Linked DNA regions of Homo sapiens: all the other regions are linked to region 3. The links are chromatin loops, found by intact Hi-C in ENCODE. Cell type or tissue: HepG2. All regions are shown on one strand.

Region 1 (2,500 bases), 86 kb before region 3:
GGTCATAATTTAAAAATCAAAAAATAATAGATGTTGGTGCGAATGTGATGAAATAGGAACACTTTTACACTGCTGGTGGGAATGTAAACTAGTATAACCACTATGGAAAACAGGACGGAGATTCCTTAAAGACCTAAAAGTAGAACTACCATTTGATCCCTCAATCCCACTACTGGGTATCTGCCTAGAAGAAAAGAAGTCATTACATGAAAAAGACACTCGCACACTCATGTTTATAGCAGCACAATTTGCAAATGCAAAAATATGGAACTAGTCTAAATGCCCATCAACCACCCAGTGGATAAATAGAATGTGAGATAGATAGATAGATAGATAGATAGATAGATAGATAGATAGATAGATAGACAGATAATGGAATACTACTCAGCCATAAAAAATGAATGAAATAATGGCATTCACAGCAACCTGGATGGAGTTGGAGACTATTATTCTAAGTGAAGTAACTCAGGAATGGAAAACCAAATATCGTATGTTCTCACTTATAAATGGGAGCTAAGCTATGAAGATGCAAAGGCATAAGAATGATATAATGGATTCTGGAGACTTGAGGGCAAGAGTGGGGCAGAGGTGAGTGATAAAAGACTACAAATTGGGTACAGTGTTCACAGCCCGGGTGATGGGTGCACCAAAATCTCAGAAATTGCCACTAAAGAACTTACTCATGTAACCAAAAACTACCTGTAGCCCAAAAACTATTGAAATAATGACCAAAAAAAGGGGTGTGTGTGTGTGTGTGTGTGTAATAATCCAGGAAAGGGGCTGGGCAACCAGGGAAGTAGGTAGAAATATAGATAAAATAAGATTGGCCATGAGTTAATGATTGCTGTCAGTGTGGGAGATGGGTAAATGGGGAGGTCCATTGCACTATTCTCCTATCTTTATGTATGTTTGAAATTTTTATTACTAATAATAAATTTTTAATTGATTAGGCTTTGGAGCCAAATTGCCTGGGTTTGAATCCCAATTCAACTATTTAATAGCCATATAACCTTGAGCAAATTAAAGCAAGTTGTGAAACCTCTCTGTAACTCAGCTTCCCTATCTATAAAATAGGAGTGATACAAAGTCATTACTTCAATGGGTTGTTATGAAGATTAAGTGAAGTAATGTATGTAAGGTACTTAAAACAATTCCTGACATATAGTAGACACTTAAATGCTAGCTATTATAGTGTTCAGGGTCCACAAAATTGGTTGAAACCCTGACTTAGAATTTCTGGGCATTCAAACCCGTAAGACTGGCTCATGAGAAATCATTATTACTTCTCAATGAGGAGCACAATATAAATCCAACAACTTCCTTCTCTCACACACAACAGCTAAATAAGACTACGAAGACTGGTCAATCTTTCAATGCTCAACATTTTGACACTCTCTGCTGCTCCCAGTAGAGGCTTCAGGTCAATGTCACATTCTTATCTGTACTCCCCATGAAACGGCTGGGTTTCTTCTCTCACCACCACCTTTAGGGGGCAGCCCATAAGTATCTCGCTGAGACCTCTAGTGGTTGTGTTGGTTAGCAGAAAACACAGTGGACAGGAGTCAAAAGCCCTAGCTAGATTCTTATACTGTCTTTGTTCCTGAATCGCTGTATGACCTTGAAGAATCGCTTGCTCTTCCCAGAATTTAGATAACATAATGTTGACAACATTTTTGGAACTCTTGTCTGAAAATTCTCTTTAGAGACTATTAGAAAATTATTTGGAGCACCTTTTGCTAACGGCTAAGTCTTCAGCCTTTGAGGGTAAAATCATACTTACAGACAAGATCATTTGAATGAAATGCACAATAAAGCTGTCTCTGGTTTAAAACCAGGTGTAACTATTAATAAGGGAGACAATTTATTTTAAAAAGCATAGATTGACTTTTTAAAACATTCTAAAAGAAAGGCAGTAACAGAATTCTCAGATCAAATGTAAATAGTTTCTTTAGAAGATGTCTGCAGAGAACTTTTGGGGGGTGATGTTTATTAATTTTTCTTTAAACCAAGTTCATTAGTTTTAAATCTCACCTTAAGCAGAATCATAGTCTTTCATTTACAAAACACTTGGATGTATGGGTTTTGTCCTTTGTGCAGATGTAGTTATATAGGTTAAATTACAAATCAAAAATCATCAAATTATTTGTATTTCAATTAAACAGCTTAAAGAAACTCATAGGTACAAGTAGGAGCTAGGGCAGTTGTGTTGCACCCTGTGTGAAATGGAACTAATAATAGTGTCTCTACGGCCGGGCACAGTGGCTCACACCTGTAATCCCTATGCTTTGGGAAGCTGAGGTGGGAGGATAAGTTGAGCTCAGGATTTGGAGACCAGCCTTGGCAACATAGGGAAGCCAAGTCTCTACAAAAAAGAAAATGTAATAAGCCAGGTATGGTGGCATACACCTGTGGTACCAGCTACTTGGGAAGCTGAGGTAGGAAGATTGGTTGGGCCCAGGAGGTCAAGGCTGCAGTGAGTCATGACTGTGCCACTGCACAC
Region 2 (2,500 bases), 130 kb after region 3:
GCAAAATCCAAAGCGACTGGAAGGGCAGTTTGTTAACTCATTCAGCCGCCTCCTCGCCCCACAGCTAACGAATTCTTGGGCGCCAGCCTGGACAGAAAGGGGAGGAGACAAGCCTGCTGTGATGATACTTTAACGATGATACAGGAAAATGACAGGATAGGTACCATGTCATAGGAAGAATACTTGGAAGACCTGGGCTCATTTTATTGAGGCATCCGTCCACAAATGCCTATGGAGCATTCAGGCTTTCCAGAAATATTCATGGAATACTTTCTGTGTATAAAGTGGGCATTCGATGGTGAGTAAGGTGGCACACGGTCTACCACCTGAGTTTACATTCAGGGGAGGAGAATGTTAAAACAATAAGCAGATATATACTTTTTTGTGTTTTTGGTTTATTATTTGTTTATTTATTTATTTATTTATTTATTTTTGAGATGGAGTTTAGCTCTTGTCGCCAGGCTGGAGTGCAGTGGCGCAATCTCAGTTCACTGCAACCTCCACCTCCCAGGTTCAAGCGATTCTCCTGCCTCAGCCTCCTGAGTACCTGGGATTACAGGCAAGTACCACTACACCCGGCTTATTTTTTGTGTTTTTAGTAGAGAAGGGTTTCGCCATGTTGGGCAGGCTGGTCTCGAACTCCTGACCTCAGGTGATCTGCCCACCTCGACCTCCCAAAGTGCTGGGATTACAGGCGTGAGCCACCGCGCCCGGCCAGCATATATACTTTTAAAACAAGAGCTTAAAAATTTGGGGATGGAAATAAACAAGAGAATGAGATAGAAAAGGCCGGAAGAGATAGGAAATGCTGTAGGAACACTTAAGGATTGTGGCTAAAAAAGCTGTGATATGAAGTCAGGGCGTCAGTTCACTTGAGGGAGGAACTTTTTGTGTGTAACTCCCAGCCCTGCCACTTGCTGCCATGTGCCTACCATGATGGGTTGTGTGGGTGAACTTAGGTAGCACATGGCATTGGCGACACCCAGCCACACAGATCTAGGAGCTGCCATTCACGTCCTCATCGCTGCAAATGCAGTGTGCACCCTGTGCAGGACACCTTGCAGCCCAGGATGACACAAAGTGGATGCTAGATAAACATTAGCGGCAATCAGTGACACTGTATGAAACTCCCCATCATGGTGGAAACTTGTACTGAGAAAAGATGGCCACTTCTCAGGGTCATTGTAGCAAACAGCAAAGGTAGAGGCTTGAATGTGATGTCCTTGGAGTGGCCATCCCATGATAACTTATAAATCTTTTATTTTATCACTGTTATTACCCCTTCTACCATATTCCCTATTTCTAACTCATTGTCCCTTCTTTCTTTCCTGTTAAAACCTTTCTGCCCTTGAGCAAAGCAAAGGTAAGTTCTCACTTGTTTTCCCACTTAGTTCTATGTCAACCAAGACCTGTTTGTTTCTGCCAGTAAGTTACTTCCTAGGGCCTGTGAAATAACGTGGACTTTGAGTGTGGCTCTTTTGACAGAGCAATAGCACCACCTGCTACCACCTACTAGAAATGTCGTCTTGTAGAACAAAGAAATACGCACGCCCTGCTGTTCTGCAATCAGGCTCTGACAGAAGCTTTCAGGTGTGGTGCTTACAAGATCAGACTCATTGACTCACTCACTTCTCCCTGCTCCGTCACTACACTCCCAGTGAGTATTTCTTGAGCTACCACTGGGTCCTAAGTCTGCTCTAGGTATTAAGGACACAGTAGCACCATCGTGACCAAGGCATGGAGCTGAAATTTTCTAGATGGAGAAGACAGAGATTAAACAATAAAATGGCAAAATGATTTCAGATAAGGACCAATGTTTCAACAAACAAAATAAGATGAAGAGTTATGGGTCACTGCTTTAGATAGGGTGGGTATAGAAGTTCAAGTTTGAAGAAGCAGCTAGGTCTAGTGCTAGGAGAGAAACAGAATAAGACTGTGACAGTAAAGGTACCAGAGAAACGGGATGAAGCAGATGGGGGAAGCAGTTTCAATTCCATGGTGCGAATAAAATTGGTGCACACTCAGAGATGTTTTGAGAACTATTTGGTAAGCTCAGTAAATGGGCATGGTATAGAGCATCCTTGACATAAGTAACTCCATCTTAGAAAAAAAAAACTGTATCTTATACTTCATATGACACTTTTTGCCAACAGGGACAAGATATTTTGCTTAACAAATAATGACTACATCCAACCAGATAAGGATACAAACAAGCACATTCTTCCACTATCAGTCCTCACCAGAGGACTCTGTGGCCATAAAAAGAGTAAGGCTTCAGCAGCTCAACACAACTGACGCAGTCCTGCTATCAGTTGCGATAAGCACCTGGCATCTGCCTACAAAGGCTCTGCCCACATCAAAGACTCTTCCTTGCGAGACTGAGGGACTGCCCAGGCCAAGCCAGGAGATTCTTTTTGTCTTCGTTGTTCTCCCTGCAATGGTTCATTAACTCTTTTTTCTCTCCCTTTTCTCTTGATGTTAAATGTTACTTTGTGAGCTG
Region 3 (2,500 bases):
CTGTGACTTAGACCAAACCCCTTCACCTCTCTGAGCCCTTGTGGTGGCCTCTTCTGTCAGCTGAATCTAATAACACTTGTGCTGTTTACTCATGGGCTATTGCGCAAGTCAAATGAGAAGACCTATGTGAAGGTGCACTGTAAGTTGCAAACCCCTAAATGAAAAAGATCCTGTGTAAGTCATTCCCTTACCAACCAAGCTTGCTTTGGTCGATTGGAAATTTTACAGGGCCACAGGATAAAATGTATTAGGAAGAACTGGTGTACAATCGTGATTATCGATTAACTTGTATTCAATCGTAATGCCTTAAACCAACTCATTTTGAAAACCTCTAAATACAAATAAATCAAGGCAAAACCAATCAGCATTTTTGTCAAAAAGAAAAAAAAAGATTGGCAGGAAACAAAAGCTATACCAAATATAAGAAGTTGCACATGCCTTCTTAATCTCCTACTGGGAGCAGGAAGTGAGTGAATGAAGGTTCATACTCCTGAGCACCCAGTTTCCCCAGCTATATGCACATCATAATATCCCTCAAAACTCCATTAGCTACTCCTCTGTTACAATTCCAGAATCACACAGCAGTTCCTATGCTCCTATATAGTAATTCAAAAATACAGACCTTTGGTCATTTCTCAGCCTTTTGGCTAAGATCAAGTGCAAAAATATACACATTTTACACACACACACACACAATTTAAGAACACATTGTAGAAATCGATCACAGCTATTACTCCTTTTTTTTTTTTTTTTGTTAACAATTCAATAGAATTACAAGAGGAAGAAGGAATGTCATTATGAACCTGGGTGTCTGAGAGGGCCAGAGAAGGACTGAGGGCAAACAGAAAGCTATGCTATCAGGAGGAATTTACACAGGTAGTCAGGTTTCTGAGTATGCAGAGGAAAGAAGTTTCAGTTGGATCACATTCAACAGGACATGAGCCCGGAAGGACTGCTTTAGTCTTATGATGTAAAAAGAAGTTATATAAGTTGAACAAATGCTCCTCTCTTTCAGGAATGTCTTACACAAGTTGCACAAACTGTCAGAAGCCTCAGGGAAATAGCCAGTGGTAAAAATGTTTGTCCAGCACTCAGCTGACAGGCACGCATTGCAAAAGTGTCCCTGGTATTTATTACCCTTGCCCTGCCCCCAACATATGCACACCACAGTACAGCAACGGGGCTGCAAGCGAACCACATCAAAGTGGAGCCTCACTCCCCTTTTGCCCTTCTGAGTTCCAGCCAGCCGATCAGGCCTGCTGTGCGGAGGTGAGCCTTTGAGAGGTCTTCCTCGTTCCTCCCTAGGCTAGACCTGTTCTAAACACAAACAGAGGGCTCCATCTCCACCACGGTTCATCTGATAAAAGTCACATTGTTCAAAGCCACACTCAGAAAAGCATTATAAATTGTACTACAGGAATAGCTCCTCATCAGCAGAAAGATAGCTTAAATAACCTAATAATTCCTATCTCTAATGCTGTGATTCTTTAGAACTGTTCAAGGGAAGAAATTCCCATTGGGCTGAAAAGATGGAAGGCATGGAGAAAAAAATAATAAAACATCTTTTCAAATCATTGGACCTTGTATATTTGCCCCCACCCTAAAAATTGGATCTTCGTTTACAGAAAATGACTATGGAGCATGCCACAAGTGAAATCCAAATTACCCTTTCCAGCTTGCTTTGGTGTGATAAAACGCATTCCAATTTTTTGTGTTGTAAAAGTCCAGAAAGATTACCACATTTCCCTCACAAGTGTCATCCAGGATATATTTGCACAAGTGTTATTTAAAGGTTGAGTTGATTGGATTAATGGAGCAGGCACCTCCACCATAAATGGAGGGCTTGTTAATCTAATCCTTACCTCCTCCTTCAAAAAGGCTACTGTTTCTGTCTTGTGTGTCTGAGAGAATGGTCCACATGAAGAGAATACCAACAGTAATAACAACCTGTACCGAGCGCTCCCTATGTGCAGACGCCACTTTATGCATCCTGCATTGATCAAATCCTTTACTCCTCACAGCAGCCTCAGAGGCCGGGCTGTTGTTGGCCCCATGCTTCCTTCCTGTGCACGTCTCACAGCTGGTGACACACGGTTTTTCCCTCATGCAGTGTTCTCTCTGTGGCCTGGCATCTGTGGCCATTGTTCACAAGGACGTCAGCCACCACTTCTTCACGTCACAGGATGTAATGTCTCTGCTTCTAAACCACAAGGTTTCCCCACTTTTCTATTTTTGTAAGTCAGTACAGATGCTGCCTTTCTGGGAGTTGTTTTTCTGGGAATTTGGACCTTCTTTTTTCCTAGGCTGTACTCACATACTGTTGTCATTCATCTTCCAGCCACATCTAGTATCTAGTGCAGCTGGATGAATGAGTTTTCCAACTAGTGGCTAATTGTGCCCTAGGGCAGCATTTTATAAAAATAGGGAGTGTGTGTATGTGTGTGTGCGTGCACACACGCATGCATGCATTCTCCAAATAAAGCTACTATAGAAGCTGCTA

The links. Hi-C counts contacts between places; a loop is a spot of excess contacts. Peaks named below come from ENCODE experiments on the same cell type or tissue, not always from the same donor. Only the 100,000 strongest peaks of a DNase experiment are listed, where the experiment ranks them.
Region 1: it touches region 3 in a loop (5-fold over the local background); 4 of 110 quality-filtered maps call a loop at or near these places.
Region 2: a loop joins it to region 3, with 8 times the contacts of the local background. A loop is called at or near these places in 2 of 110 quality-filtered maps.

Annotation. Positions count from the first base shown.
Region 1 is chr4:123,563,952-123,566,451 of GRCh38, reverse strand. No RefSeq gene overlaps it. Among named protein-coding and RNA genes, the nearest start is that of LINC02435, 43 kb to the right of the region's middle. RefSeq lists an enhancer at 1,246-1,747. In HepG2, a CTCF peak has its summit at 1,498; a DNase peak (open chromatin) is centred at 1,481.
Region 2 is chr4:123,349,371-123,351,870 of GRCh38, reverse strand. LOC124900774 (a long non-coding RNA gene) reads left to right here and starts at 650. Exons shown (of 2, transcript XR_007058263.1): 1 at 650-1,657; 2 at 2,154-2,500. RefSeq lists enhancers at 1-409, 1,321-1,851. In HepG2, a CTCF peak has its summit at 1,495; DNase peaks (open chromatin) are centred at 1,500 and 2,320; H3K4me3 peaks cover 367 bases.
Region 3 is chr4:123,477,648-123,480,147 of GRCh38, reverse strand. No RefSeq gene overlaps it. Among named protein-coding and RNA genes, the nearest start is that of TRC-GCA2-1, 30 kb to the left of the region's middle. In HepG2, no CTCF peak of the experiment used is centred here; DNase peaks (open chromatin) are centred at 77, 1,107, 1,997 and 2,127; H3K4me3 peaks cover 853 bases.